Regions from separate parts of the Mus musculus genome. Here region 1 is linked to region 2. Evidence: chromatin loops called from intact Hi-C (ENCODE). Cell type or tissue: heart. All regions are shown on one strand. Each heading gives the region's core, and the rest is flanking DNA. Links, peaks and the distances in the headings are about the cores only. Region 1 holds the start of Podn (podocan). Region 2 holds the start of 4930407G08Rik (RIKEN cDNA 4930407G08 gene).

What was found. A loop is a pair of places that touch in the nucleus more often than their neighbours do. Peaks named below come from ENCODE experiments on the same cell type or tissue, not always from the same donor. Only the 100,000 strongest peaks of a DNase experiment are listed, where the experiment ranks them.
Region 1: it touches region 2 in a loop (2.1-fold over the local background); 2 of 42 quality-filtered maps call a loop at or near these places.

Annotation. Positions count from the first base shown.
Region 1 is chr4:108,022,859-108,039,179 of GRCm38, forward strand. It overlaps Podn (podocan), which reads right to left and starts at 9,096. Exons shown (of 13, transcript NM_172874.4): 1 at 9,012-9,096; 2 at 7,080-7,195; 3 at 5,750-5,810; 4 at 4,118-4,437; 5 at 2,658-2,751; 6 at 1,419-1,483; 7 at 445-554. The coding sequence starts at 4,432. In heart, for the core only: no CTCF peak of the experiment used is centred there; DNase peaks (open chromatin) are centred at 8,263, 9,143 and 9,783; H3K4me3 peaks cover 1,658 bases; H3K27ac peaks cover 1,358 bases; H3K27me3 peaks cover 2,500 bases.
Region 2 is chr4:107,944,790-107,961,110 of GRCm38, forward strand. 4930407G08Rik (RIKEN cDNA 4930407G08 gene) reads left to right here and starts at 9,143. Exons shown (of 3, transcript NR_131071.1): 1 at 9,143-9,182; 2 at 12,227-12,304; 3 at 15,353-15,932. It overlaps Gm40221 (a long non-coding RNA gene), which reads left to right. Exons shown (of 3, transcript XR_867994.1): 3 at 1,738-2,585. In heart, for the core only: a CTCF peak has its summit at 8,241 (motif pointing right); no DNase peak of the experiment used is centred there.

The DNA.
Region 1 (16,321 bases), core at 8,108-10,607, 79 kb after region 2:
CAGCAGAAATAAGACTTCATGGTCCAAGGCAGGCACCTGCATCTGAAGCCCTGTGTAGAAGTCCTGTGTAGAAGCAGCTTCAAAGAAAGGCCTGTGGGAGGGGGTTTTTCTACCCAGACCCCACCACTCCCACATCTCTGCCTGCGAGAGGGGTTTTTCTACCCAGACCCCACCACTCCCATGCATACACTCTTATTCCTCATTTACTGTTTGGCGTCCTCCTCATCCCACAGGTTTCAGCCTTCTGGTTCCTGCACTCTGATAGGCCCTAGGTGTTCCTTCTCCATACCCCTGGACACAGCCCACAGCCCCCCACCGCACAACAAGCCCCTTCTCGGGGCTTGCCTGTGTCTCCTGCTTTGCCTCTGCTTCCCCCAAACCTCCCATACTCTCCCCACATTTATACATCCACACCCACCCAAGATCATCCCTCTGACCTCTGACCTCAGATTTGGCTTTTGGCCAAAGGTGAGTCCATAGATCTTAGTGAGATAATTGGCAGCAAAGTCCACACTGATCAGGGCGTTTGGCAGGAATCGGGGTGCCAGTGTCAGCTGAAAGGGAAGAGTTAGCAGAAAGACCAATAGAGGTGCAGAAGCTAGCTCTGGGCCCTGCCACTCGCTCATCTGCTCCCCTGCCCTTGGTTCTTCCCTGACAGCAAAGCCACTCTCCCAATGTAGAAACTAGTTCCATCTTTTGATGAAATAAACATGTCCAGCCCCCACAGCCTTGTCAATCAAAGCCTTTTGCACCTGTCCCTGCTCTTCTGGCCTCCTGGACTCACTGGGAAGAACTAAAAGAAGGTCAGAAGAAATGGTGAGAATTGAGAAGTATCTGACTATCCATGGGTGGAGGGAAGGCAAGCTCTAGCATGCCATAGTTTCCATTTATTATTTACTTGTATACATTTTGAAACAATGTCTCCTTGTGTCCAGGCTTGTATCAAATTCCTGGACTCAAGTGATCCTCCCACCTGAGCACTGGGGAGGATCGACACAGGCCACCTAAACTGAACAGCCTTGCCCGGAGCCCAGGCTGGAATCTGCCTGCCCTTCATGCCTTACTCAAATGTCATCTCCTCTAAGAAGCCTTCCAAGTGCCTGTGTGACAAGTTGGGCTCTCCCTCCACCCATATGCTGGAGGTATTTGCTGCTTCATTATCAGACATGCTCTAGATTATAGGGGATGCTATGTGTCCCCTTCTCAACATCAAGGGCAATAGTACTGGGAAACAACCACAAAGCTCAAGGGAAGAGAGTCAGGAGGGTAAGGAAGCCTGCCCACTCCAGGAAAGCCCACCTACCTCAGGGAAGCCCGCCCACCCCAGAAAAGCCCGCCCACTCCAGGGAAGCCCGCCCACTCCAGGGAAGTCCGCCCACTCCAGGGAAGTCCACACACCCACCCTCTATGGCCCTCACCTTGTTGTTGGCCAGGTACAGGTAATTGAGGCTAGTAAGATGCTCAAATGCCTCCTCTGGGAGCCCTTTAAAGGACAGGTCAGAGCCCTGGATGAAGGAGAGGCTACAGGGGAGCAGGGGAACCACCAACTTGCTAGGCAGGGCCCTCCTTTTCCAATCAGTCCAGTGTCCACCCTGCCTTCATTCTCCTTCTCGTGTGGCTCAAGCATAGAAGCAAGCAGCTAAGGGGCTTGCAGAGGGACTGAGGGACCCAGTCTAATCCTTTGACCAGGAAGGAGTGCTCCCACAGGGATGACTGCAGGGGGTCAGAGCCCCTTGTCAACTTCAGCCCCACCTATAGGCAAGAGCAGCCAAGCTGGGATGAGTTCAGAGCAGGAGAGGCCTCACTCCTGATCCCTTCGGACAGACGGCTTGTTACAGTTACTTAGACTGGCCCCTCTCCAGCCCTGAGCTGGCCTCTGACACCCAGTTTCCACTCCAGGACCACCAGATGCTGGAGAGGGAACAGTTACATAAACCATAGACTGTCTCTCCAGGGAATACCCTGCTGTGGAGTGTGATGTGTTGGCCAGAGAGAGCTCTAGCAACAGCAACAAGAGAAACAAATGGCTAAGCGAAACAACTCAGGCCTCCACAGCCTATTGCACACAGCACAGTGAACTATCGCAGGAGTTCACTGTGGATTAAAGTCTAAGGTGAGTGACTGTGGGTCATAAGAGGTGACTGACTGTACGTTGTATAAACTCACCCAAGCACAGCAAACTGGATTGGACTTTTGAACTGAGTCATTTGTGGTACATAAATTACATACAAATAAAGCTACTTTCTTTTAAAATGGGGGAGGGAGAATACTAAAATCTTATTATTAATTAATTCAAAGTGGAGGGACTATGAGGTGTTTTTTCCCCCTTCCACATTGTTTTACAAAAGTTCTATCCCAATTATGTACTATATTTGTTTTGGGGGGGGGGGGACTTAAGAATGCTGCTCTTGGATTCTAAGGGCCCTTGCAAACTGGAGAGTCTCTGACAAGTTCCCAGGAAGCCTGTGTTCTCAATTCCCAGGCCCCACCTCCTGGGTCTCTAACAGTCACCATCAGGCTCAGGCTCATATCAGAGAGTCTCTTTCACCTGCCAGTCCAACTCAAGCCTGCCCGCCCCCACCCTGGGGTTTGCAGGGCTAAGTTCTCACCACGCCCCTCAGGCCTCTGATTACCAGCCCTTGTCCCAGAGTCCTCACCTCGGGATGTCAGGCGGTTGTTCTGCAGGTTCAGCGTCTCCAGCCGCTGCAGCCGGGACAGCTCCTCGGGGTAGATCTTCTCCAGCTGGTTGTTCTGTGTGGAGATGGGGCAGCGGCAGGTTGGGGGTGGGGTCAGCGGAGGTTGGGGGTGGGGTCAGCGGTGCATGAGGCTTCTGTTCCTACCCTGGCCCTAGGAGCGGCACTTTCTTAGGGACCTGCCTTGGAATTCTCTCCTGAGGCAGACAGTGCACAGCAATGGGCACAGCGATGTGTGAGTCCCATTCTTAAAGAGCCCACATGCAGACATCTACCCACAGTTCAGACCAGCAGGCACCAAGTGACAGTCACTTGGAGCTGATCCCTAAATAGAAGCGTGTGCCCTGCTCTGGCTCTGAAGTTCCCACTCCCCTTAGGTTAAGTTTCTAACCATTTGCTCTGGAAGGCCTTCCTGAGCTGGAGGAAGAGCCTGAGCTAAACCCCATAGCTCCACAGCCCCATAGCTTAAGTCCTCCCCCTCCATCTCTTTCTTTCTTTTTATTTTCTCTCTTTCTTTCCTTCCTTCCTTCCCCCCCCCCACCCCCCCAGTTGTTATTGTTGTTGTTTTTCAAGACAGGGTTTCTCTGTGTAGCCCTGGCTGTCCTGGAACTGACTCTGTAAACCAGGCTGGCCTTGAGTCCTGCCTGCCTCTGCCTCCTGAGTGTTGAGATGGCAGACGTGGCTAAGCCCTTTTATCTCTATTGGACCTCTTTGTTTACTCATCTATCAGTTGCACCCACGAACTGTGAGCACTTGAAGTCAGGGTGGGACCATGCCCTTCCTACACACCCACACCACACAGAACCAGAGGCCCCCACAGCAGGTACTGAGACAGTCTATATGTGACTGGGTGGGCAAAGGAGCCTAATAAGAACTGCCTTCAATTTGTCCTTTCCTCTCATTGGCCCACTGCTTACCAAGCCCCGCCCCCCTGAGTGGCTACAAGCAGATCTCCCACCTTCTCTTGATCTCTGGAGTAGCAGTTCCTCCTACTAGAGCTGCCCTGGATACACCAGGATCCACCCACCTATTCATCCACCCATGGGCCTCAGGAGGGGCCAGCACTCTCAGGGTCTGCTCTGAGCCCACTGCCTCCAGGAGCTGAATCCCCTTGATTTGGCTTTCCTAGTCCTGTAATGGTATTAGCAGCACCCTCTCTATGTGCCCAGGGGAGACATATTTACTCTAAAATTTTTTGTGGCAGCCCAGACTCTTCCACAAACCAGCAGGCTATATCTCAGGATTCTGTAATCAGGACATCACAGGTACCCCAAAGATGGGATCAGGACTCCATGAGTCTGATCTCCCCTCTTACCCCGAATCTGGGGCTAGTGAGAAACGGCAGAAATTGGAGGTTCTGAATAAGAAGCGAGCTATATAACCATATACGGTTGGGGAGAGCTGCTGGATAGCATTAGCCTCACCTGCAAGGAGAGATGGTTGGTGTGCTCGGGCAGGTCGCCTGGAAACTCACGCAGGTCAATGCCACCACAGTCCACTACACCTTCCTGGGAACAGGCACAATCTCGGGGACAGTCGACAGTGGCTGGGCCAGGCTCTGGCTCCTCGGAGCTCAGAACCAGCACTGGCTGATTCTCTTCCTCCACAAATTCATTCTCCTCGGGGCTCAGGGTGGGGGTGTCACTTCGGCCAAACACAGGTGCCCTCACAGGCAGCACAGGGCCCAGGAAGAGCTGAAGCACCAGCAGTAGGAGTGGCAGGCCCCTGCTGCCAGCCATGGTGCCTATGGGAAGAGTAGCTCAGCCCACCGCAGTGCCCAGCAATGCACTGGGCATGTATACAGGCAGTCACGATAGGTCATGAGACAGTTGGCACTTAGACCTTGATGACAGCCACCCTGTCTTATCAGGACTATCCCATGTGGTGATAGAAATATTGTGAAGCCCCATCCTTAGTCAGGGCTGCAAAACCTTCCGTAACTCTCACTAGCCTGGGTCCTGAGGAGTCTGTACCCTTATTTCACAAGAAGGAAGCTGAGGCAGGACCTAGACTGCTGTTGCTCTGACAGCTTCTGTGGCAGACCTTTGTCCATCTCCTAGCAGGTGTGTTCCTATGTTTTAGCGTCCACGTAGGGCCCCAAGGCTTGGGCGTGACACTCTTCCAACTCTCTCTCCTAACACATTCCACAGGATAGTAAGGGAGAACCCCTTCCTCCAGGCCTTTCCTCATGTTGTGGTGACAGCCCCCCCCAGCCATAAAATTATTTTCATTGCTACTTCCTGTAATTTTTCTACTGATGTGAATTGTAGTGTCAATATCTGACACACAACCCTTGTGAATGGGGTCATTTGATCCCCGAAGGAGTCATGACCCCCAGGTTGAGAATCACCCACTCTGCTTTCAACAGCAATGATCTGCCTCCCAACCACTTCATTACCCACTCTAGCATCCCTCTTCAACCATCCCATGTCTAGACCCACTTAGACTTCTCGGCCTGGCTTCTCCCAAGCCATTTGCTCCCAGAAGATGCTATAGTCCACCAGCTCACTTGTGAGTCCTGCTGCTGCACCATTCAGACACCACTTTGTGCTCTCACTTTCTCAGATGCCCTGTCTTGGACCCAGCTCTGGGTCCTGGACATACAGGCAGGGCAGATCACATCCCTGCCCTCTGGAGCAGGTAGGTGATACCATAACCACTACCCACTGGACTCAGGTGCCAGCATAAAGAGGCCCCTAGGAGGATGAGATATCCCAAGGGAAGGATAGGAAAGAAGAAGGTAACAGTCTGGTCCTTTAACTCTACATACAGTCCATGTGGCCTAAGCAGACTTGAACCCCAGCCTGCTAGTCCAGCAGAGAACCAGGGAGCCCAGTAGAGATCAGCGAGTGACACTGCCCTCCACCCCCGCCACCCCTCTACACATCATTATCTTCCCCTCCCCCATAGCTGATTCCACAGTCTTCTAACCAGACCAGCCAAGGAGAGGTAGGGGTGGGGGTGGGGGGGGGGAGTGGGCCTCAAATTCCCTCAGAGCAGGAGGCCAGGGAATGGAGGCAGGAAGGAGCTGGACCTCACAAACACAAGGTACTCACTGGACAGGCTGGCTTTCTTCTCTCACCTTTGGCTTGTCTCCATAAAAGTCCACAAGCTTATCTGTACAGATATATAATTTAGATCAATGTTCTGAACCGGACTGAAAATGTCTTCATCACGCTTAGAGACCAGCTAGCAGTGGCCCACTGTTAAGGAGCCAAGCTGAGCTCCAGGGCTTCTGCATCATCCCACCCCATGCTCCTTTCCTGGGGGTCAAGGACACCAAGTCCTACAGGGAAACCTGGGGCAGGCTCCTGGCTAAGAGGTTTGTGATCCCCTGTCCGCACGTCAACATGAGGCTATAGAGCCTTTAAGGTATGGCTAGTTCACATTAAGGCATGCTTTAAAGAACACACAGTGTGTGTGGATTTTAAAGGCACTGCAGAAAATAATGTAAAATGCCTCATTAATACTAATGATGTAGAATTCCTAACACTTAATATGTTGGATTAAACCAAATTAAGTTTACCTATCTTACATTATAAGACAAAAACCAAATTATTTGTACAGGACATGGAGGCGCATGCCTTTAATCGCAGTGCACCAGGGTGTGTTTAGGAAGGCCCGGGGACCAAAGAGTCTATGTGGAAAACTCCACAGAGCTCACCAGACTGTGGCATGTGGGAACTGGGAACAACACAAGCAGGCACAATGGCCACAGGTCCAGAACAAGTTACCCATGGAGTATGGACCTTGTTTCTGGAAGATAAGGAGCTGCTGACATGAAGAGGACTGTGGGCAAGACTGTGCAAGGGACAAAGAGGGAACAGTGCTGGTGCTCGGATGGAAAGCTTGGATTCCAGAGCAAGAAAGGAAGAATGGATGAGGCTTGGAGCAGATGCTCAGACCCCAGCACTACCTCCTGCACTCAGTGCAGTGAACACTCACCGAGCTCCGACTCTCTTCTGGGCTCTAGCTTGATGGAGCAATAGAAGGCTCAGGACTAGGCATAAACTATGCTCCTAATTTGCAAGCTGGAAACTCGAGGGCAAATGGTCCCTACTGCTGCCCACCTCAGAAATCTCAGACTCCTCAAGAGCCCTCGGCCCAGAGGTCTTGGCTCTGTCCTTTAAGGGTAGGCTGAGCCTCCCCTGATTCCAGGAGTGGAACGAATTTGTGAAAGGCAGAGGAGAAAGGCCTACAATATCATCTGTTCAGATTCCCTGCTGCACTGCGATTAAAGGCATGCGCCTCCATGTCCTGTACAAATAATTTGTTTTTTGTTTTATAATGTAACTGTTTTATAACTGTGTTGAGAGAGAGAGAGAGAGAGAGAGAGAGAGAGAGAGAGAGTGTATGTGTGTGTCAGGAACAGGAGAGATGGCCCACCTGTTAAGAGCAGTGCTCTGCTCACAGAAGACTGAGCCCAGCACTCTCTGGGATGACTCACAACCACCTGTAACCCCAGCTCTGGGGGATCTGATGCCACTGGCCCTTGCCAGCACCTGCACACACAAACACACAATTAAAAAGGAGGAAAGCAAGGGCACGATGGCCCAGCCAGTCATGGTTAGTGGCCTGCCTCCAAGCCTGATAACCAGAAGTTCAATCCCAGGACCCACGGAGGAGCAGGAGACAACCAATTCTGGCAAGTTGTCCTCTGACTCCCACACACGCTGTGTGGCGTGCACATATGAACACACACACACACAATAAGTAAATAAATAAATAGATTAATTAATTAATCAATTAAAGTTAAGACTAGGACTAATGGTTATCTTCTGCTCATAGCCCCAAGCTGCTCTTGAAGGCTGAGTAGGAGTTCCCCCAAGTGAACAAAGCGGGTGGAAACCATGGACAAGGTGTGGAGTAGTGGCAGGAAAGAGGCAGGTGTGTTGAAGCATGTAAACGGGGAATAGAAATTGGCTGTGAAAGCACAGCTTGCCGAGGGCATCAACCACCATGGCAGGACGTTAGTGATAGAGGGTCGTCAGGGTTCCAATAAGTCATGATCAACACTCTTTGTATGGCTCCAACAAGCCTACAGGTGCCACCTCCTACCCAGGATTCAGACGGAAGGGACAAAGAGTAGCTCTCATGGTGCACAGGTCATTGACTCTGACATCTGACACTTCTTACCTTACACACCGAAGACTGGGCCAAGGGCTCCGAGAGTGTACGGAAGGGGGCAGAAGCCCCAGACCAGTCATTGATGACTTTTTCCAGAGCAGCCCGGGCCCTTCCCAGTGGTGTTCGCCCTGTGAGCCCGGGATCTGGTCATTTGGGCTTTTCCAGGGCAAAAGGGAGAGGTGGAGAAGGAAAGGCCTACCCAGGGGTCTGCCCAGCAGACCAGGTGCCTCTTCGTGCCAGGCAGAGCGCGGTTGCACCTCCCCCAGCAGACATGCAGGCTGCTAATGCTCATCCTCCTGCCACCTCTTGCACACCTGCATCCTAGCCTGGGCGACAGCCCTCCCTGCACGCCTTCTTCAGCAGCAGCTGCCTCCCAACCCGGGGCCCCAGCACTGGAATCCCAAGCCGACCCCACCCCCTTCTTCCACCTGACTGCAGGTCAGCTATTCCAACTCACCCATCCCGGTCCACCCCAACCCCCACCCTGCACCAGGCTGATAGTGGTTCTGAGACCCACACAACCTGGGGACGACCGTGCTCCTTGCCCTGTCCCTTTCTGTGTTCCGCTGGAAGCAGCTGCCTAGACGGAATGGTCGGAGTGCAGTGCCCTGTGTTAGTTAGACTGCACCTAAACTGCCGAAACCAAGTTCCGCTGCTTGACTGTGCGCCTCACCTGCCCTGGCTCCCTGGGGACTGATATCTGCCTTTCTGTGCTTGTTTCTGTATGTAAAGAGGTCGGTGTTGGACTCGGTGAAGCCCCCGACAAACTGACGTGAAAAGACGCAGGATGCCCTGGGTCCCAGTTCTCGGTGCAGAGGTTCAGGCCCCTTCCCAGTTCCACCTGCCCCCACAGTCCCTGTCACCCGCCCGTGTGCCTCCACCTCCCCTCCCCATCCGCTCGCAGATTCTTTCCAGATGTGCGCAGCGGGAGGAGCCCGAAGGCAGGGACTGAATATCGAGTAAAAAAAGGGTCCCCTGCCCCTTGCTCCGGATCCCGCAGGGGGGCCGCCACCCCATATGGAGGTGTGCCTAACCGTGCCCCTTGCGCGGGGTCCGCCCGACAGGGTGGGATACGGCGATCCTCCCCTATCGCGGCTGTGGCAGTGGGAGCACGGCGGGATGTCAGAGAGAGCTGCCCGGGCGCAGCCGGTGGCCCGTGGTCCCTCGGCTCACCGGCTGCCCGCGTCCTACCTGCCGCTGCGCGCCGCGCCGTGGGCGGAACAGGCTCGCGGGTGTCCGCTGCGCTCCGCGGGCGCCGGCTCCTGTCATTCAAGTCGAGCCGTGGGCGCAGCGAGCCAAGTTTTGTTGTGGGTTCTCTCTCCCCGCCTCTCCCCCGGCCCCCGCCCCGCGTGCATCTGCCGGACGCCGGCCTCTCCCGACACAGGCGCAGGGTCCCGCTGGGCGCCGAGAGGGAGGGCCGAGCCCACGGCGCCGGGCTTGGCGGGGGGCCCACTTCCCGGGAGCTCGCGCCGCCGCCCCGGCCGGCCGCAGCACCACGCCCCCAACACCGGGTGCCTCCAGCGCACCACCTCCGCCTGCCAGCCTGCGGGCTGGGACCGCACCCAGGCAGGCCCCCCGCACCTGAGGAGAACCGAGAGGGCTCCTTCCTTCCAGTTCCTCCGCGCTCAGCTTCTTCCTCAAGGAGTTTGCAACCTTCCCGGGCACAAGTACCTTCCCTGTTCCCTCTCCCACCCTAGGGTCCGGAGCATGGCTAATGCTGCGTCAGCCAAGACCCTTCTGGACCCCTTCCTGTCAAAATTCCTCCTTCTCCTCCCCACCATCCACCCTCACTCCACTGGCCCTGGGCCCACAACTTGGTGAACCTTGAAGGAGAGTTAAACTGGACCGGAGTCTTCAAGCACACAGGTTCTAGTCGCGGAGAAAGCAAGGGACTGAGCAGGGAGCACTCCATATTGCTCCCAGGAGCTGAAAATGGTTCCAAGCACAGGCACATTAAGTACTAGCAGCTGAAGCAACACTGTTTGGCGCCAAGGGCTTCGTGGTGGAAAGGCGGGTGAGACTGGGTTTGGGTGCTACTTGGCACCTCTGCTGTGAAACAAACCTGTCTTCTACGTGCTGTGGCCTTTGGGCAGGACCTACTTGGCTCTCGGAGAGGGATAAAGATAATAAATCAAATGTGGAACCACTTGGCCACCTAAACTGCCGAGACCCTAAAGGGCTCTGGTTAAAGTGGCTGCAGACCTTTCCCTCCTGTGCTGCCAGGCAGTCAGTTTATATCTCCATGCATTAGTCTCTAGTCCTTACAGCCCTGCAAAGGAAGATTATTTCCCCATCTAATAAGTAAGGATGTGGCCTGTGCTTGGCTGCGTAACTAACATCATCATTCGGAGCTGGGGTTCTGGCCCATCTACCCATTGCAAAAGTCGTCTGTGATGCAAACAGGCAGGTAGGTAGGGATAGAGCCTGTGTTTGAACCCACAGCCATCTGTTTCCATTACCCATCACTGAAGAACTTAACACGAATGGGAAAGGGAAATATTTTGCCTTCTTTGGCCTCAAATTCCAATCTTCTCTGAGCTCAAACTTGAAAGTTGGTATGATTCACAAGATTGGACAGGGCCCAACAGAGATGCATCTTGTGTTTTCTGGACAGAGCCTAGATTCAAGTGGAGCTAAAAGAACTGGATTCTATTGGCTGGTTTACCCATGAACCAAAAATCTTCTAGAACAAGAAAAATCAGCACATGCTGAGTGCCAACGAAGTGCCAGGCACTGTCCTTAAACATCCTGGCCAGCCCTGTGGGGGAGGTACGGTAGAATACACCTGGAAGGGTCAGGGTGTTTTAGGGCTAGGCACTTAGAACACTACACACTCACTTCTGCTACCATCAAAACTAGCTCTGCCAAGCCAGTGCCCACACACGTACTGTGTCTGTGTGGTGCTGAAGGCACCAGCTACATTACAGCCTGGAGGGATTGTGAGTGTCTCAGGAGGAAACGGAGGTGACCCTCCGGCCTTCAGAAGGGATGGGTACCCAGCTGACTACCTGTGCACTTCGGCTCCTTCATGCTGCTTCTCAGAGTCAGCATCTGTTCAGTCTAAGATCACTACAGTGTATGGGGTCAAGTAGACCTGGGCCCAAAGGGAAATGCATTAAAAACTGTCTACATTAAACAGAAAAATTCCAGGTCTTCTCTGCACAGCTCTGGTCTCACAGTAAGTCCAAAAAAAAAAAAAAAAAAAAAAAAAAAGACAGCTGCTTTTATAAGACTGTTATCCAGACCTGACTGAACTCCAAGAGATGTCCAATAGAAACACAGACTAATATCAAGGGGCATGCCTGTTATCCTAGCATTTAGGTGGCTTGGGCAGGAAGACAGCAAGTTTGAGGCCGCTGGACTATACAGTGAAGTTCTGTCTCTAAAAGGGGTGGGGTGGGGGTGGAGAGATGGCTCACCAGGTAACACGTGCTGCACAAGCCTAATACCCTGAGTTCAGGTCCCCAGAACCCATGTAAAAGCCACACACTGCAGCTCATATGTCTGTAACTCTAGAGCACTCTGACAAGGAGATGGAAGTAGACAGAATCCCCAAAGCTGTCTCAGCAAGCACAAGGTGAGGGAGGGCTCACACTGGAGTTTGTCCTGGCTCCCTACACTCACACTCTAGCGCCCCATGCCTGAATTAACAGACCAGTAACACACTTATACACTAAGGTCTCTCTTGAAGATGACAAGTGTCGAGAGATAAGGACCTCCTGTACTGCCAGGCCAAGTGCCTTCCAGCTAAAAAGAGAAGGAAGCAACACAAAGACAGAGGGAAGACAGAGCCTGTGGGACATGGAGCTAAGGCTGAAGGACAAGAAGGCTTGCTGGAGTGGGTGTGGGGAGTTGATACTGAAAAGGAGAGAAAAGGAACAGCACGCTATTTATCATTCTTTACCGTCAGAGAAGAAGCGAATTCCTCCTCCCTTGAGCTCAGGACTCAAGACCTTTCCTCATCCACGAGCAGAGTCCTGAGTGCTGAGTGGCCGACAGGAGCTTGATCAGACAGAGTGCTGTTTGGGTCAGCGGGGCCTCTCTAAAGGTTTTCTTGTTGCTGCTGTTTTATCATTAGTACTGGGGATTGAACTCAGGTCACTATGCATACCAGGCAAACGATCGCCTGCTAAGCCCCATCCTCAGCCCTCTATTATTTGTTTATTTATTTAAATTTTGAGACAGGACCTCATCAAGTTGCCCATATCTTGAGCTTTTGATCTGTTTGCCTACTACTTCTCAAGTAAGAAAGCTTATAGGCCCGGAACTCTCACATCTGACTGAAGGCTTTTGACAGAGGCCAAGACTTGGGACTGCAGAGATGGCTCAGTCGGTAAAGTGCTTACAGGAAGACCTGAGTTCAATTCCCAGCACCCATATCTAAAAAATAAAGCTTAATGGTGTGTACCTATAGTCTCAGAAATGGGAGGTGTTGGGTAGAGACAGGATCTATGGGGCTTGCTGGCAGTTAGTCTAGCTTAATTGGTGAATTCTAGGCTCCCAAAAACTAGGGTAAAAAGGGTGGAAACATGGACCAATTTTTAAAATGTTTGCCATCCAAGCCTGACAACCTGAAGTTTGGATAACCAGCACCCATAGAAAAGCCAGACATGGCAGCACGTCTGCAAAGTACCCTAGTATTGTGGAGGCATAAACAGGCCAACCCTGAGAGCTCACTGGCCAGCCAGTCTAGCCAAATCAGTAAGCTTGAGGGACCCTGTATCAAAAACTAAGGTGGAGCCAGGCAGTGGTGGCACATGCCTTTAATCCCAGCACTTGGGAGGCAGAGGCAGACAGATTTCTAAGTTCGAGTCCAGACTGGTCTACAGTGTGAGTTTCAGGACAGCCAGGGCTACACAGAAAATCCCTGTCTCAAAAACAAAACGAAACAAAACAAAAAACCCCCCAAAACAAAAACAAAACCCAAGGTGGAGAGCAACTGAGAAAGATACCTAGTGAGGACCTCTGGTCTCCAAAGACATGTGCACACGTGCACATGAACACACACAAAGACAAAACTCATCAAGGAAGCAGAGAATGATGAGAAAACCACAGTTGGAGGCAGAATTGGAATGTGGGTCTTCAGGTTCAGCCCAGTGAGATTCTCATGTGCAGCAGCCATTCAATGGTCCCAGGAGGACCAGTCAGACGGTACACCCGAGGCTGCTTACACACTGAAAACTTGAAAGCTTTTGAAGAGTCCACTTCTTCCAAAGTTATGAACAAGTCCAAGTATAAGTATAAACAAGAGGAACAAGTCTTCTTTCTGGCTTACAGAAGAAATATTTTAAAGGGAGAAGTCCTCAGAACTGGCCATCAGTGGGATGTTGTGGTCTCTGTTCAGATGACCACTCGCCTATCACTAATGTCTGTCTCACATCATCTTCAGGGATAACACACATCTGTGGTTGGTGCCTCTATTCTTTTTTTTTTTTTTAAGATTTATTTATTTATTATATGTAAGTACACTGTAGCTGTCTTCAAATGCACCAGAAGAGGGCATCAGATCTCATTACGGATGGTTGTGAGCCACCATGTGGTTGCTGGGATTTGAACTCAGGACCTTCGGAAGAGCAGTCAGTGCTCTTACCCGCTGAGCCATCTCGCCAGCCCAGTGCCTCTATTCTGATCACTATCAGTTTTTATTGCCAAGTTCAAATGACTCTTCTTCTTTTTTTTTTTAAAGATGTATTTATTAATCTATGAGTTTCTGGCCTGCCTGTATGTGTGTTTGTGTGTGTGTGTGTGTGTGTGTGTGTGTGTGCACGATGCATGCACCTGGTGTCCAGGGTGTCAGATCCCCTGTAATGGGAGTTATGGATGGTTATGAACCACCATGTGGGTGTTGGGAATTGAACCCGGGTCCTCTGGAAGAACAGCCAGTGCTCTTAACCATGGAGCCATCTCTCTGGTCCTCAATTGATTTCCAATGTGTAATCACAAAGCAAACTCGAACCCTCCCTGATCTCTTTCTCCTTTGCTCACATGTGTGAGCTGGAGTCACAGGCCTTTGGCTATCATCTCATCACACCTAAGGCTTCTTTGAGCTGCCTAAGCCAACCATTCATGTAGTTTCTTTGTGTCCATTTATTCCCACCCTAAGTACCTAGTATTGGACAGCCCTGTGTCTTTCACACTACAGAAGGCGCCATATTCTAATAAGTGAATTGTAAAATAACTTGCAAGTGAAAAAAAAGGTTAATAGTGGGTAGTTGATTATAAAATTAGTACTTACTGTTTGTCTGTAACTTATGCAACCTTATTTTCTTTAAAGATTAAATTTTAATTACTTGTATGTGTGTGTGGGTGTATTTACACATGAATGCAGGTAAGCAAGGAACAGGAGACACGGGATCCCCCAGGGACTGGAATCTCAGACAATTGTGATCCACCTCACGTTTGTGCTGGGAATCAAACTCAGCGGCCCATGATCTAAACCACTGAGGCATCTCTCCAGCCCAGGCCTCGCACACACTAGGAAAGCATCCTACCGCCAGGCTACACTTCTTCAAGAAGTCTGGCTCGAATCCCCTACCAGATAAAACATCCAGCCAAGTGGAATCGGATTCCACACTTCTCAAGGGCCAGAAATCTAGCCCAATATTCTCTGTTCTTACCAAGAATTAAAGAGCTGTTTGTTGCAGCAGTCTCCAGACACATCCAAAATCGGACCCTTCCAGAAGGTTTTGTAACTCTCTATTGAGAAAAACTAAAATTTAGCCAGACTTGGCTGTGGTTCCTGATGGCCTGTAAATCTTTCAGGCCCCTCTTTAGCCCTTTACTATAAATCCCTAATTCTTACCAGTGTGGGTCCAACCCATGGAGTAATTTACATAGAGGTACAACCTGGCTGATTTCTTCTTTGGTAAATAATATTTATGGACTCTGTTGTGTTCAGAAAGCAGCCGTTGCCTAGGGCAGCTAGAACTGCAACATTTGGCAAAATCCAAGTCTTTGAATGTCATACTAAATGATTCTCTATTTGTTCATTTAGTTACTGCTTAGTTAGAGGCAATTAAATTGAAATGGTTCTTAGCTGGGCATGGTGATGCATGACTTTAATCTCAGCACTTAGGAGGCAGAGGCAGGTGGATCCCTGTGAGTTTAAGGCCAGCTGGGCCTACCTACAGAGTTCCAGGCCACCTAGGACTACATAGAGAGCCCCTGTCTGGAGGGGATAGAGGGGATAGAGGGACTGTCAGTGGTTAAAAGCATCTACTATTCCTACAGAGAATCAGGGTTCAGTTCTCAGCACCCATGTTAGGCAGTTCACAACTGTCTATAACTCCAGCTCCAGGGGATCCAACACACTTTAGGGGCTTCTAGGGGCACCTGCATATTAGATACACAGACACATAAATATAATTAAAAATAAAAATAAGCTTTAAAAAAAATAGTTGGTTCTTGAAGACACATAAGAATATATATAGTTGATTAAAAGCAAACTGCCCTCAGTCCTGAACAGAACTGGTTATCCAAACTCAGCAAGGTCTCAGAATATTCCACACCAATTATTTCTTCATATATATGTATATGTATATATATATATATATATATATATATATATATATATATATATATATATATATAACTTTCTCAAATAACCTCAGAAATGATCTACTGAGCATTAACGTGCACTTGGCCTTTCACAGCTACAACTGCTAACCCTCCTACACAAAGCAGGCACACTCACTTCAGGATTTACTAGCTGTGTGCCAGGGGCCTCGCTGGATCCCCAGGAACTGGAAGCCACCCAGCGTGGGTTCTGAGATCTAGACTTAGGTGCTATGGCAAAGCAGCAGGTGCTCTTAACTGCAGCTCCAACCTAACAAAAACAAAGTTTACCTGTGTGTGTTCGCCTGCACGTATGTATTTGTATCACGTGTGCCTGGTGCCTGCAGAGACCAGAAGCCGAGTATTGAATCCCCTGGGACTGGAGTTACAGAGTCACTGTGGGGCGCTGGGAATCAAACCCTCTACAAGAGCAATAAGTACTCTTAATGGCTGAGCCATCTCTCCAGCCTCTCAACTTAAAAAGGTTTATTTTTATTGTCTTTATTCAAGTGTGTGCCTGTGCAGACGAATGCCACATGTGTGCAGTACAGATCCTTTGGAGCTGGAGTTATAGGCAGCTGCAAGCTACCATGTGGGTGCAGGGGAGCAGACTTAGATCCTCTGTAAGAACAAGGGCTCTCAACCACTCGAGATCTCCTCTCCCTTCTTATAGAAGGTGGGGAAAAACCCGTATCTTCACTTATGATTAGCTCAAGGTGAGGACAAAACCACCTGATACACCCCTAAGTTTTCCACAATACCAGGCTCCTCTAAATGTTTTGTTGTCTAAAATTGCTGCAACTCTCAGAAGGGAAGAGCTGTTAGCTACAGGCTTTAAGTTCCTGATCTATTTCCTTAAGGTGACATATACAGGGGAAACCAGAATACTTACATAACTGTTCTTTTACAAAGTGTTTCATAGCTGGGCATGGCAGCTTTAATCCCAG
Region 2 (16,321 bases), core at 6,968-9,467:
GATGTACAAACAGAACTTCAATTTGTAAGACTCTAGGGCCCAATGATGCTCTCAGCTTCATGCCGCAGAAGCACCTGAATGTCCCTGAACCCTCTGGCCTGGAAAGATTGGTGTCTATGCAGCAGCCACCTAAAGCTTGGGGAGAACTTCCTGAAGCTGCTGATGCTCTCACAAGGAAGCCTGCTGTAGGGTCGACCAGTTGTCTTAAATGTAGAGGGTGCTCCCTCTGAAATAACAGCAGAAAGTATAGTACTGTGGCAAAAGTCAACTAGCAATAGTGCCACCTGTTACCAGTATCAGGTATCAGTCTCCATACAGAGCTGTGTGCAGTTTTCCACAATCACCAGAGCGTAGCACCACCACAAACACGAGAGTCATGAGTTGTACAGTGACTTAATGGCTATATATACCTTCATAAGGCGAGAGCAATTTCAGATCTCTGTCAAATATGTGGTCCCCTGTGACCCTGGGCTGTTTGTTGAACCATATGCTCTCTATATATGTATGCATATAACCACTTTAACTCAGAAATATGAAAAATCTGTGTCTTTTTTTTTTTAAGATTTATTTATTTATTTAAAGTACACTGTAGCTGTCCTAGACACTCCAGAAGAGGGAGTCAGATCTCGTTACGGATGGTTGTGAGCCACCATGTGGTTGCTGGGATTTGAACTCCTGACCTTCGGAAGAGCAGTCGGGTGCTCTTACCCACTGAGCCATCTCACCAGCCCAAATCTGTGTCTTAATTAGGGTTTCTGTTGATGTGACGCAATACCATGACCAAAAGCAAGTTGAGAAGAAAAGGACTTCTTTGGCTTACGTGTCTGAATCACAGTCCATTGAGGGAAGCCAAGACAGGGACCCAAATCAGGCAGGACATGAAGGCAGAAGCTGATGCGGAGGCCATGGAAGGGTGCTGCTTACTGGCTTGCTTCCCATGGCTTGCTCAGCCTGCTTTCTTATAGAACCCAGGACCAGCGGTCCGGGGGTGGCCCACTCACAATGGGATGGGTCCTCCCCCCATCAGTCACTAATTTTAAATGCCCTACAGACTTGCCTGCATATAGCTGGATCTTGTGGAGGTGTTTGCTCCTTGAAGGTCCCTCCTCTCAGATGACTATAGCTTGTGTCAAGTTGACATAAGACTAGTCAACACAAGGTCCTCACTGAAATGGAATATTACATCTCTGTTATGGAAAACAGCTACAGGGATCATTGACAATGGCAGTGAGTAGTAATTAAGAACAAGACCGAGCGTCCCTGAATAAATATATATCATTTGATTTGCCAATTTAAAACAATGGGCTGGGGTTGGGAAGACAGGTCGGGAGTAGAGCAGTTGCTTCACATGAAGAAGGCACTAGGTTCAATTCCCAGTACCAAACCAAACCAAAACCCCAAAACCTAAAATGAAATTAATGAACTATATTAAGAAGAAAAATAGAACAATATTGTGTAACATTCTTGTCTTCTGATAAGCCCAGATGTTTAACTTTTTACAATTCTTTACTGCTGGGACTAGAGAGATTTTTCATTGTTTAAGAGCCCTGGCTGTTCTTGCAGGGTTCAATTCCCAGCACCCACATGATAGTTTGCAAACATCTCTAACTCCAGTTCTGGATAATTTGGCACCCTCTTCTGGGCCTCACAGGCACCAAGCACACACGTGGTACAGAGACATACATGCAGGCTAAACACTCATACACATAAAATTTTAAAAAAAATTTTTTTTTGTAGGTTAATTATTCTCAGCTGTCTCTGGAAGATAGGCAGCAATTTTTTTTACCTAATCTCCAGGAGCATGGGGAAGAAAACGGTGAGTGAGTGAACATTTTTATTGCTTAAATTTATTTCCTTTTATTTTTTGAGATCCAACTTTGTAAATCAGGCTAGTCTCAAACACCTTGGCCACAGTGAGCCTCTCTGCTCAGTCTCCCAGTACTAGGACCACAGACACACACCGCTGCCCTGTGCCAGCTGGGGGAAATCACAATGCAAGCACCTTAAACTTCAGTATCTTTGCTGGATCCCGGTGAGCCTGTCCCGGAAAAGTGGGACTATTTATGAAGGGGATCCTTGCAATTTGAAATTTGTCTTGGGTTCTTACTATAAAATCTTCGGGAGTCTCCAGTGTGTACCATGGCCCTGTTTCCAGACTGAAATATGACCTGATAATGAGATAATAAGTATTCCAAGCTGGCCTCATCTGGTTTTCAGTATTCTCTTCTATGAGTATCACATAGATGACAGAAGATGGCTGGTTATTTCCAAGGAAAAAAGTTCTTCCTTGTAAGTGAGTCAGACTTACAAGTTCTGTATGTGAAGATTTTGTTCTTGTTGTTGGTTGGTTGGTTTTCTTTTGTTTTTGTTTTTGTTTTGTTTTGAGACAGGGTGTCAAGTAGCCCAGGATGGCCTCAAAGTTGAGCTACAGCAAGGATGCCCTTGAACCCTGACTTCCTGCTTGTACCTCTCAAGTGCTGGGGGGCACAAGTATGTATTCCTAAACTTGGTTTATGTGGTGCCAGAAATCAAATGCAGGGCTTTCTGCATCAACAGGTGAGCACTCCACTAACTGAGCTACATCCCCAGCCCTTGATTTTTTTTAAAAAATTATTTATTTAATTTTATTTTATGTGTATTGGTGCGAGGGTGTCAGACCCGCTGGAACTGGAGATACAGACTGTTGTGAGCTGCCATGTGGGTGCTGGGAATTGAACCCAGGACCTCTAGAAGTGAAGCCAGTGTTCTTAAGCGCCGAGCCATCTCTTTAGCCCCCTAGCCCTTGGATTCTTAAAAAGATTTATTTACTTATTTTTATGTGTATGGGTAATTTTGTCTATTTGTGTTTCTGTGCACCATGAGCAGGGAGTGTCCACAGAGGCCAGAGGAGGTCACTGGAGCCTTTGGAACTGGAGTGATAGGCAGTTTTGAGTCACCACATGGGTGTTGGAAAACCAGCCTGGGTCATCCACAATAGCAAGTGCTAGTAACTATGAAGGTATCCCTCCAGCCTCCAGCCTCCAGCCTTTCTTACCTGCTTGAATTGAACTAGGACCATCCTAGACCCCATAATAAATATGTCACCACTTTCTGACTTATTAATAGATGCTGCAGCTCCCGACAGATTGCAACAGCCTCTGCTGTAGATTATCTCAACATTCCTTACACTGATGCTACCTGCCAGGCACTGCCTGCAAAGTAGGGAGTGCAGCAGGGACCAATCAGAAGCTGGAGCCTTCTCATGCTCTCTCTCTCTCTCTCTCTCTCTCTCTCTCTCTCTCACACACACACACACACACACACACACAGCCCTCAGCTTTATCCTTGCTCTATAATCACTAGTTTTGAAATCTCTCTGGTGAGAGTGATCCCTTCATTTGCAGCCCTGGAAGCTCACTAGGGACATGATACATACAGGCTAGGTTCCCTTTAATCATTAAGCAGATTTCAAATGGGTTCTTGTCAGGGCTGGCATCACCTTCTTCATCCTAGAGAGGCTTGCACTTGTCCCTGATGGGTAACGGCAATAGCAGGCATTGTGTGCAAGCTTAACAGGTATCAGAGTGGCCACTGTCTCTTCACGAGTGTCACAATTAATGGGTTTTGCAACACTCCCAAGGCCACACAGTCATCAAGGAGTAGAATAGGGGCTGTATCCCACACAGGTGACCCTCAACTATAAAATCATTTTGTTACTACTTCATAGCTGTAATTTTGCCATTATTTGTAATGTGAACATTTGATATTCAGGATATCTGATATATGACCCCTGGGGGTAGTGATCCAAAACTTGAGAAACACTGCTCCACAGTGGTTCTTTTCTACAGCTATTACTAAGAAGCTGCAGTGGCCTGAGCTGCCCATTCTCAATTGTTTTAACTTGTTTTGTTAAAAAATGAGACAGTTTGCCAGGTGGTGGGCACTCACACCTTTAATCCCACCACTCCTTGGAAGCAGAGGCAGGGGCAGGGGCAGGGGCAGGGGCAGGGGCAGGGGCAGGGGCAGGGGCAGGGGCAGGGGCAGGGGCAGGGGCAGGGGTAGGGGCATAGGCAGAGGTAAGCAGATTTCTAAGTTCAAGGCCAGCCTGGTCTACAAATCAAGTTCTAAGACAGCTAGGGTTACACAGAGAAACCCTAACTCAAAAACAAACAAAAAACCCAACCAAAACCAAAACAAACAAACACAAGATTTGACATAAAAGAAATAAGAGAGCTAACACTCTACTGAAAATGACAGAAACAGTGTGGATGAGGGTCATGAGGCTTGCACCTATTGTGATTTCCCACGTCCCTCTATTTCTGCTAAGGACTGAACCCCATGGTCTTGTGTGTGCTAACCACACATTATCCCACCAAGCTACACTCCAGCTCCTTATCTTGAATTTTCTGGCTGAACAAACTGTCTTTCTCTGTTCCTCAATTTTCTCAACCGTGAAAAAGGAATAGTGAAATTTTCTAGTAAAATTATTGTTGAGATTAAATTAATTAAAGCCTGCAAAGTCCCTGGAATATGACCGGTGCATGTGACTGCTGTTGTTATTATCTGCACCCAGCCTAAGTCACATGATCATCCCAAAGGATGTTAGCGACTGCCTCAGGGCAAAGGGTGAGGTGAGATGAACTGGGTAAAGGCACCTTTCCAACTGAAGACCCGAACTAGAAGGGGTCCGGGAGCCTGGGCAAAAGGCAGCAGGTGGAGCTGACTGCAACAATACAGATGTTTCCAATGAAGCCACAACCCCAGGTGTTTATGTAAGACCCCCACTTTTAAATCTTAGCAACTAAGTTAGGTTTGTACAAATTTCTCAGAATGCCAATGAAAACAAGGGTTGTCGGCCACCAATCCATGACTTCTAAATGTTTACATCGATTGCTTAATAAACCAAAGGAGAAGCATGAAAACATCTGATACAATAACCACCCCGAAAATCCACGCAATAACTACCATGTGCTGTGTGGTGTGTATCACGTCACCACAGAGCTGTGACCTACGGGCAGCCTGAAGACAGGTGTACATCTCCACTGCACAGGCGTAGAGTCTGAGGTCTGCTGTGAGAGATCACAGAACTAGGCTGCGGCCAATTGGGTGGGGTGCTACGTCTCTTGTGCTCTCCTCTGATGGCAACCAGACCCTGGAGCTCCCAACATTACTACAGAGTACCATGCAGTGGGCTCAACTTTTAGGGTCCTAGCCGTCCCTGTGCCACAGAATACCCCTGGGGACATAATCAAATGTGCACTCGAAGGATCCCACTCCCACCCGCTGGGTCACAGGCAGTAAAGGGACAGCTGGAAATTTGTTTCCACAAGCATTCCCCATGGCTCTGATCCATGCTTTCCTAGTCTAGTAAACATTGCTTTCTTCTGGAACTTTCCAGGCCTCTTGTAAACATTGGTAACACAAACATTTATCCCTATGTTCCCCTTTCTTAGCGTTTCTTAGTGTTTCTTTCTGGAGACTCTCTTTTCCTGTATATGGAAGTATAAAGATCACTGTTCTAGGTTTTTCTACCATTTCTTTGCTTGACTATTTAACCAATCCCACTTTGTGAGCATGGGTGCTTTCTCCCTCTAAAAGGCTAGAGGGAACTGGCCTTCTGCTTGTGACATTTCCTGCCTCTCCAAGTTAGTATCAAGAGCCAAGCACAGCCGGGCATGGTGGCGCACACCTTTAATCCCAGCACTTGGGAGGCAGAGGCAGGCGGCTCTCTGAGTTCCAGGCCAGCCTGGTCTACAAAGTGAGTTCCAGGACAGCCAAGGCTACACAGAGAAACCCTGTCTCAAAAAAAACAAAACAAAACGAAACAAAACAAGAGTCAGGCACAGAAGGCAGCGGCCAATACAAGGCTGTGGGTTCAAGGCTAGCCTAGTCTACTCACCCAGAACCATAGAGTGAAACGCTATCCAAGAAAGAAAGAGTTAAGGTAACTCTAGAAATAGGATGTTCTACTAAGGATGAGATGATTTGAAACTTTTATAGAAATTGTCAAATTGCAGCTCAGAGAGGGTTTACTATCTCTCCAGCAATGACACACACATTTCATCACAAAGTCACAGGTAGAATGTGCTAGGGTGTAGCCAACTCTAATTTCAAACCATTTCTCTTATTTTGAATGAAGCCAGGCATCTTCGCATATGTTGAAAGGCCATGTGTCTTAGTTAGGTTTTATTTCTGTGAAAAGACACCATGACCACAGCAACTCTTATAAAGGAAAACACTTAATTGGGAGCTGGCTTACAGTTTCAGAGGGTTAGTCCATTATCATCATGGCAGTGTGCAGTCAGACATGGTGTTGGAGAAAGAGCTGAGAGTTCTACATCTTGATCCATGGGCAGCAGGAGACTTTGTGCCACACTGGGTGTAGCTTGAGCATAGGAGACCTCAAAGCCTACCCGCTCCATGATGCATTTCTTCCAACAAGATCACACCTATGCCAACAAGGCCACCCCTCCTAATAGTGGTACTTCCTAGGGGCCAAGCATCTGGACACGTGAGTCTATGGGGGCCATGTCTATTCAAACCACCACACCATTCCCTCTTTCCTCCTCCTCCTCCTCCTCCTCCTCCTCTTCCTCCTCCTCCTCCTCCTCCTCCTCCTCCTCCTCCTCCTCCTCCTCCTCTTCTTCTTCTTCTTCTTCTTCTTCTTCTTCTTCTTCTTCTTCTTCTTCTTCTTCTTCTTCCTCAAAGATTTATTTATTATATGTAAGTACACTGTAGCTGTCTTCAGACACTCCAGAAGAGGGTGTCAGATCTTGTTAGGGGTGGTTGTGAGCCACCATGTGGTTGCTGGGATTCAAACTCAGGACCTTCGGAAGAGCAGTCAGTGCTCTTAACCGCTGAGCCATTTTTCCAGCTCCCCATTCCCACTTCTTGAGCTATGACTGCCTTCAGTGCCATCTGCCTTTTTCTGTAAGGAAGCTTTCTTCTGCCCCACCAGCACAGATTGTCCCTTTAGCCAATAACTTGCACACAATGTTTCCTAGTTAATTTAAAATTTTTTAACTTATTTATTTTATGTATATGGGTGTTTTGTCTGCAAATGTATGAGTACCCTGTGTGATATACGTCCTGTGTGATAAACCACCTAGTACCCCCAGAGGTCAGAAGAGGATGTTGGCTGAGACTGGAGTGACAGATAGTTGTGAGCTGCCATGTGGGTGCTGGGACTTGAGCCTGGATCTTCTGGAAGAGCAGACAGTGCTCTTAAGAAGGGAGTCATTTCTCCAGTTACCCAATAGCAGATTTTTATCATGTCTCAATCATCATTGAGAGCTTAAGTGAATCTAAAGTGGGAAGAGGCAAAGGTGGAAGGGGAGAACTGACTCCACAAAGTTGTCCTCTAGCCCCACACACAAAGAGTAATAATGAAAACATAATTTTTAAACTGATTAAAGGAAATAAACCTTCATTTAAAAAGACAATTGTTAATTATGCAAACTGATAAATAAATTACATGCAATTACAATTAAAATCATGGTATGGACAATTTTCTCCCTAAGATGGAGACTCATGTGTTTGAATGCTTGGTCCTATTAGTAGGTGCGGCCTTGTTGGTGTAGGTGTGATCTTGTTGGAAGAAATGCATCATGGAGGGGGTGGGCTTTGAGGTTTCCTATGCTCTGGCTACACCCAGTGTGGCATGAAGTCTCCTTTTTTCCCCTAAAACACGCCCCCCCAAATGTTTATTGAAGGTCAGTACAAAGGAGGAGGAAGCAGAGACAACAACAAACATAGGAGGAAACGAGCCTTAAAAACTGTCAAAAATGGGCTGCCTCCATATCTAGGTGTGTGAACTGCTCTTGCAGATCATCTGAGTTCTATTCCCAGCACCCACACACCGGGCAGCACCACAAACTGGGGGCCAAACATTCACACTATGAGCCTACAGGAGCCGTTCTCATTCAAACCACCACACCCATACACATAATTAAAAATAAAATCAATCTTTAAAAAATAAAATAATTATTAAGCTGAGCGTGGCGGTGTGTGGCTTTAATCCCAGCTTGCAGAAGGCAGAAGCAGGCAGATCTCTGATTTTGAAGCCAGACTGGTCTATAGAGTGAGTTCCAGGACAGCCAGGACTACACAGAAAAATCCTGTCTTGGAATATTAAAAAATTAATAATGATAGTAGTAATAATAATAATAAATGTGTTTAAATTTTAAAAATCTATTTATTTGTATGTGTACAGGTATTTTGCCTACATGAATATCTGTGTACCACATGAATGCTTTGTGCCTATGGAGACCAAAAGAGGGCACCAGATCCTCTGGAACTGGAGCTACAGAGAATTGTGAACCTTTAGGAATTAAACCTGGGTCTTCTGGAAAGGCACTGAGTTCTCATAACCACTGAACCATCTCTCCAGTCCCTGTATGGGTGTTTCTCCTGCAGGAATTTCTGTGCAACACAAACATGCCTTGTGCCCATGGAAGCCCCCAAAGAGTTTCAGAGCCCCTGGAACTGGAGTTACAGTTGTGAGCCACCATGTAGGTGCCAGGAATTAATACAGTCCCTCGGGATGAGTAGCCAGGGCTCCTAACCCCTGAGTTGTCTTTCTATCCTCTAGAGAGACTGTCTTGGGTATTGTATGAATGCATCACCTGTCATAAAAGGCCTGTGGTTTAGGCAGGAAATAGAAGTGGGACATCTGGGAGAAGGATTCTGAGATAACCAGGTGTTGTGATTATAAAAAGATAAAATAATATTAAGATATGTTCTATGGGGGGTGGTGAGGTGTGAGGTAAGGGGGTGTCTCAGGGGGCCCATGCTGAGGCACCCCCCCCCAGCCACACCACGACAAAGACAGTGTAGTATAGAATACAGTTTATTCAGGGCATGGGGAGGGGAGTTAAGAGGGTAGAAGAGGCAGAGAAAGGCAGAGAGAGGAAGAGAGTAGAGAAGTAGAGGCCGGCCATGAGCACGTGGAGAGAGGAGGAAGGGAGGGGGAAGGGAAAAGCCCAAGATGGCAAGAGAGAAGCAAGAGGGAAGCAAGAGTAAGGGAGAGAGGAGGGGGCAAGCAGCCCCTTTTATAGTGGGCCAGGCCTACCTGGCTGTTGCCTGGTAACTGTGGGGAGGAGCATACCTGGCTGTTGCCAGGTAACTGTTGGGGTGGAGTTTAGACAGAATGCTAACACCAGGCAGGAGATTCTCTGGGAAGATGTGACAAGATGGGTACACAGGTAATCAGCCATGTGGCAGAATACAAGCTAGAATAAATGGGATATTTTAAGTTATATCTAATCAGAGAAGAGCCTAGCTAAATGGCCATGGTATTTGTAAATATATTTTGAGTCTGAGTCTTATTTCTGGGGACATGGGAATGAGAGGTAGAACCGGACCGACCATCAACAAAATGTTGCCCAACACGGGGTAGTTAGAACCTAAGCTTACAGCCTAAAAAGACCCAGGTAAAAAGCAGGAAATAGTCAGGCTAGCCGGACAAGAGATCTGGCCTCTAAAAACCAAAAAAAATAAAGAACAAGAACAGACCGAAGCCAAAGCTTCCCCGAACAACACAAGACGAATAGCTGGGAAAGAAAGTTCTTAGCCAAGAAGCAGGAACCCGCAGAGAGAGTACAGAAGGAGGCTTTTTAAAGAGGCCCCTACTAAATTTAAAAACAGAAAGTAGACGTTGGAGCTTCTCCCAAGGGCAAAACACTGCAGTGCCAGGTAGAGTGCGAGAAACCAGCTCTAGGTTGCATGCAGCGGATGCAGCCACAAACGGCAATACCTGGGGAGAATTCCTGGAAACCACAGCTATAGGATAAGCCACTTCAGGTTCTCCCAAGCTTGGCACAGCAGGTTGACCCTGTCCTGTCCTAAGGGAATTAACGCTCAATACTCATGGCGTGCAGAAATGCAACATTAAGTTTGCTGCTGCAGCCAGAATTGGACAGAAGGCCAAGACACCATTCCCTGTAAACAAAGGGTCAGGGGTGTGGCCAGGCACCGCACAACATCTGCGCTAAATAACAGCAGACACGGGAGACAGAGATGGGCAGATCTCTGTGAATTCTAGACCAGGCTGTTCTACACAATAAAAAAGTTCTTTGTATATAGAGACTGCTGAACTTAATCAGAATGATTCTGAATGGTTGGCATTGTTTATTCAGCTACAGTGATCAGAAATTAAGAAGCATCCATTGTATATAACACACATCAGAGCCCATACAGTTCTGCCAGGCCCTCTGGCACAAGGTAATAGTGAGATTGAGCAGCTATGGATAGGAAGTGTACTAGAGACTTCAGAATTTTATAAAGCACACACACACACACACACACACACACACACACCATGTTAACAGCAAAGGTTTAAAGAAAGAATTATCTATCACTTGACAACAAGCCATGGAAATTGTGAGGGAATGTCCTACTTGTTCTTTATATAACCAAACCCCATTACCTACAAGAAGTAACCCTAATTGTACCCAAAGAAATGAAATCTGGCAAGTGGATATGTTTCATTTTACGGAGTTTGGCGAACTAAAATATAAACCCCATACTATAGACATTCAGGATTTCAGTGGGCAACTGCCTTAGCTTCTGAAAAGGCAGACTCTGTAACTATGCATTCGTTAGAAGTTATGGCCATTATGAGACTACCCATACAAATTAAGACTGACAATGCTCCAGCATATGTCTCTAATAAGATGAAGCAATGTTTTACATATTATGATATAAAACATGTTACGGGTATACCACACAATCTTACAGGACAAGCAATTGTGGAGAGATCTAATTATACCTTAAAAGAGGTGCTTAACAAGCTAAAAGGGGTAACAAAGACCCCCACAGGTAGATTGCATAGTGCTTTATCAACCTTAAATTTCTTTTGAATGTTAGTAAGCAAAAAAACCTATGGCTGCAGAAAGGCATTGGATTGCAGAAAAAACTGCTGAACCTGTGCCAGGAAATGTTCATGAACCCCCAAAAGACCACCAAGGAGCCGATTCCGATGTAATCTCATTATGGTCTCTTTATTTAAGCTCGAGCTTGGGCCACACCACCATCTTTGATGCAGGAGAATGGGAGGGGGCCGAGCCCAGTTTCAGACAAGCATTTACAGAGGCAAGAAGGGGGTATCTAACCTGGTACACATCTGATTGGGGGCCATTATGTCCTTTAACATGATTGGCTGGTTCTGGGAACCAAGCCATAAACTTCTGCTTTTTTCCTGATTGGTGGTTGTTAGGAAGTGAAGTGCCAGGGGGAGGCTTGTAACCTGGAGGTGCAGATTTGTTGGGGAATAACCGGGAAAGTGGTGCTAGACACAGGTTTTGTTGGGGGATAACCTGGTAACTGGTGCTAGATACAGGTTTGTTAGGGGTTAACCTGGAAACTGGTGCAAAGTACTGGCCTGTTAGTTAACTTAGGTCAGGTTCTCTAAGATAGAGTCTAAATACAAAAGATCTGGCCTCTCAAACTAAAGCAGGCTGTTTATTTTAAAGATGTCCTAACCTCAGAATGGAAAACATGGAATATGTTACACTGAGGGAGAGGTTATGCCTGTATTTCCACAGGAAAAGAAAAGCTGTGAGTTCCTTCCAAATTGATAAAAATCAGACATGACAAAGAGAGGCCCTCCTGAAGAGGTTATCTATGGACAAGAAGAGGGAGATTGACAAGATAAACAAAATAGGTGATGTTCACACTGATCTCTGTCGATGGAGACAGCTATGGGACTGGCTGAGACTTAAATGTCTACATTTGGCCAATAAATCTTGTTGGCTACAAAGTTCTTGCAACTTATTACTAAACACCATTCTTTCATCGGGCATGAATGGAGAATTATAGTGCAGTTTGATTATGTGATCAAACTGACTTCTAAAGAAATACAGTTGTCTTTTACCTGCTCAAACAAAGATCAGGAAATCATCCTTGATTGATCTGTGTTTCCTGCGCATCCCATACCAATGTCTTTATAAAACTCAGCTTTGTATATTGCAAAATAAAGGACCAGGAGAGCAGCCCTGACAGGAGTCACCCTTGGGGATGCTGAGATTTCAGATCCCTGCTTGGTCCTGCCTCAGGCTGATGCTGTTCCTAGAGACTTTCTTCTAGATCAGCTTCAAGAAGGACTGCGAATCCCGGATGACCTCAGCTCACCCAGCCTTTCAGACCGTTCCAATCCAGACTTCAGTTAAGCCCCAAACTTTCCCAACACAGAAACTAGACAACAAGTGCTACAGCTTGCTTTCTTAAATTTTTTTCTAATTTTCTTGAGCCCCCAAACAGGAATTCTTCACCCAGTTCAGCAGGAAGCAATTATCAGAAGACCGTCGTCCCAAGCCCTTAAGTTGAGGTGAACAATTTTAGTCATTTTATGAGTTATATGTTATCATTTTAGGGGGTAATTAGAAATAATTATAGTCCTGAACAGAGAGAAGACAAAATAGGGAGGTTAGAATCAGGGATTTCTTTTTCTTTTCTCTTTCTTTCTACGTAAGGTAGGAAGTTGAAAAGAAATGGGGTGAGGATAGAGAAATATTATAACAAATTGGACAAATAGGGGTAGATTTTTGAATCTACTCTTAAACAAAACATCAAACAAACAAAAACATGTTACAGTCAGGCAGGAGATTGACCCAGGAAGATGTGAGAAGATGGACACATGGTACCTGAGCACATGTAGCCAGCCACATGGCAGAATGTTGGTTAAAATAAATGGGTTATTATAGTTATGATCTAGTCAGAGAAGGGCCTAGCTATATGACCAGGGTCTTTGTAAGTATATTTTAAGTCTGAGTCTTATTTCTGGTAGCATGGGACTGGGAGGTAGAACTGGACCCAACATCCACACCATTCTCTGAAAATAAATATTTTTATTAAGTACTAAAGGGCTTGTTAAAAGTATATGCAGCTCTTGCAAAGGACCTGCATTCAGTTCTAAGCACTCACATGGGGTGGCTGACAACCACCTATAATTCCAGCTCCAGAGACTCCAACATCCTTTTCTGGCCTCCCTAGACACCTGCACTCATGGGTACATTCATACCTCTCTGCCAAGACACACATAATTAAAAAGTAAAAATAAATCTTTTGGCTTGTTTGTTTGCTTTTTCAAGACAGGGTTTCTCTGTGTAGTCCTGGCTGTCCTGGAATTCTTGTAGAGCATGCTGGCCGTGAACTCATAGAAGTCCACCTGCCTCTGCCTCCTGACTGCTGGGATTAAAGGCATGTGCCAAAAGGAAATCTTTAAAAAATGAAAAGTATTTTAAAATGACCATAATGTACTAATCATGACAAACTGTTAACAACAGTGTAGGCAATCACCCAGTGGGACAGGCCCAAATGATACACACTTAATTTTATTTCAATACAGCCATTTTAGCTTAAGGTGAAAAGGTAGATTTTCAATATGTGGGACAATTAAGTAACCTAAAGAAAAACAATATTAGATTTCACACCTGCCTAACAAAGTTGGGTAAAGAGTCACATAAGAACAGTAATGTTATGACAATTCTTAGAAATGTGCCCAGGGGAGTAACACCATTGTTCTGGGGAAGGTTGGGTGTTGTTTCTTGTGTTTTCAGTGTTAAATTGAAGCCCAGATCCCATGTCTGCCATGCAGAGCTCTTCCACAGTTTTTAAAACAAGACACGAGGAGACATAGCATAAAGGAAAGGATGGATGCATTCACTTACATTAGAAGTTGTAACTTCTGCTATCTAAAGGCTTCTAAAGCTAGAGAAATGCATAGTTAATATATATATAATATAAATGATAGTTAATGTGCGGATTATATATCAGTAAGAAAAGGCAACACTATTAAAAATATTCAAAAGAAATCAGTAGCGTTTTCACCCACCATGAGGCACAGATGGCTTGGTAATATATTAAAATATATGCCAATGTAATAATCAGGGAAATGCAAATATACAGGATGGAATGCTCTTCACAATGAGCTGATTAGCAAAAGTTAATGAATGATTAATCAATGCCAAATGTTGGTGAGCGTGTGGCTTCATGGGATCGTCCATACATAGTGAATTAACACGTCAAATGGCAAAACTGATTTATAAGTGGTTGACGTGGTTAGGTAATGGCAAACATCTGTATCACCTGTGACCTGGTAACTCATCACTGCGTGGGTAGCCTAGAGGGACCAATATGAGTAAGTTAGTATTTAGGTGTTTACAGCAGTGTTCAAAATGGGATACTGGCTAATGGGGAGGGAAGAAATATTTTAGATAAATACTTGAAATAATTTTATGAGATGACTAAGACTTGCTCCTTTGTTTTGTTTTGCTTTTTTTGTTGTTGTTGTTTGTTTGTTTGTTTGTTTGTTTTTTTTTTTTTGAGACAGGATTTCACAGTGTAGTCCAAGCTCGCTGGAACCTGTTGTGTAAACAAGATTGGCCTTGAACTTATAGTGATCTTCCTGCCTCAGTCTCTGAAGTACTAAATGGGCCACTATTCCCTGAAAAGCCTACATCTTGACAGTGGCATCCCTAGATTTTATTTAGAAATTAAACTCAGGGCTTCTTGTACACTAGACAAATGTTCACACACACACACACACACACACACACAAAGTAATCCTAATAAACAAAAATAAGTGTACGCAATACTCTGATAAGCTCATTGTAAGGCTCTCTGGTGAGTCTGGAAGCTCCTTAATTTACATCCTGATACACTCACTATAATAGAGTCTGTAAGCTGAACCATCATACATTGGGGCCATCTGTGTTACAGTGTCCCCTGTATCTAGACTATGACTGATTGAACAGTAAGATGACTACAGTTACATACATACAGGCAGTGCTTACTGTGAGCACAACCGTTCTGAGTGTCCCATGTGTGAGTTCACCTCTATATGCTAGAATGTCATTATTTCTATGCTACATATAAGAAAACTCAGCTCAAGGCCCAGGGTAACTGAGTCAAACCCAAGTCATTTGCTTGAGGTCTGTGCTCTTCATAGCTGCCCATGGTACATGTGTTTCGTAAAGAATGCATGAGTGGACCAGTTATAGTGGCTGAGCCAGCTGTGATCTCACTGAAAGTTCTAGGCCAGCCTGGACTACAGAGTGAGACCCTGTGTCAAAGATACAAAACTACAGAATAAAGGAGTATTCTGGTCTGCAGAAGAAAAGGCTGGAGAGGGAGAGCATTCCAGCCAGCCCACACTTGGTGCAGATGGTCTCTGGGCTGGGCTCTGCCTTGACAGTGGGTTTTGACATCCTCGACCTGCTCCGCCTTAGAAACAGGGATGGCTTCAGTGCCCTGTGATTTGCGCAGCCGCAGAAGCCCTGTACTCAGAAGGGTTTCGTGTTTGGCTTTAATGTTCTGCTGTCATCGCCTATAAAACCATCTTAAGTTTACCTTTGAACTTGTGTTCTATACACAGTGTGTGACGGGCCAGTGAGTCTGCTTGTGAGTAGAGGAGATATTTACCACGCAAGCCCAGCGCTGCGTCAGCCTTTCCATTCTCGCGTTGTATGCGGAACGCCTCATGGGTGCGCGCCAGGGAAGCATGGGAGTACAGCAAGGTGTAAGCAAGCTCAAGAGAAGCTTGGTCAGGTCTGCGAGTGAGCAAGCAGGAGGCCTGACAGCCTCCAGGAACCCCCACTTTCTTCTAACGGGGCTTGCTTTGCTCTCACCAAGGACAGAATGTATTCTGGGAAATTCAGCCAAGGAACCTCGTGTTCGTTTTATTCACGTGCCTTCCCCGTAAAGGTGGGCCACTCACAGTGAGAGTAACACAGACAGCGAAGACACTGGCTCCTCTCAGTCTTTCCCTACTCCTCATTAGGCATAGTCAGAAAGCACCCGTGGAGTATGTCTCATTGAAACGTGAAACACATGCAGTACTGTGCGGTGTTTTCCGAGGTCTGTTTAAAAGCAAAATGCATGCACATGTGTGGGACACAAACCACAAACCATGATTTGATTCGGGTAATTCTGAAATCTGAATAGAATTTGAACCGATTTGTTTGTTTGTTTGTTTGACAGGGTCTCACTAGGTAGCCCTAGCTGTCCTAGAACTCACCAGGTAGATTGGGCTGCCTTCAAGCTTGAAAAGATACCTCTGCCTCCTGGGGGCTAGGATTAAAGACTTGCCACACCAAGCAAGCAGCTCTCCATTTGCACTTGATGCTGGCATTTCGAGTCTGGCAGAGTCTCACTCCAGAGACCTGGAATCTTGACATTTTGGAAGGCCAAGGCAAGATGATTGCAAGTTTGAGGCTAGCCTGGGCTACAGGAGATCCTATAGCAAAGCGAGCCAAACAACAAGAACTAAGCCAGAGAAATACATTAGGTAGCAAATAGAACCAGATGACTAGTTAGGACTGTGGAAGCAGGCAAGCTGTTCTAA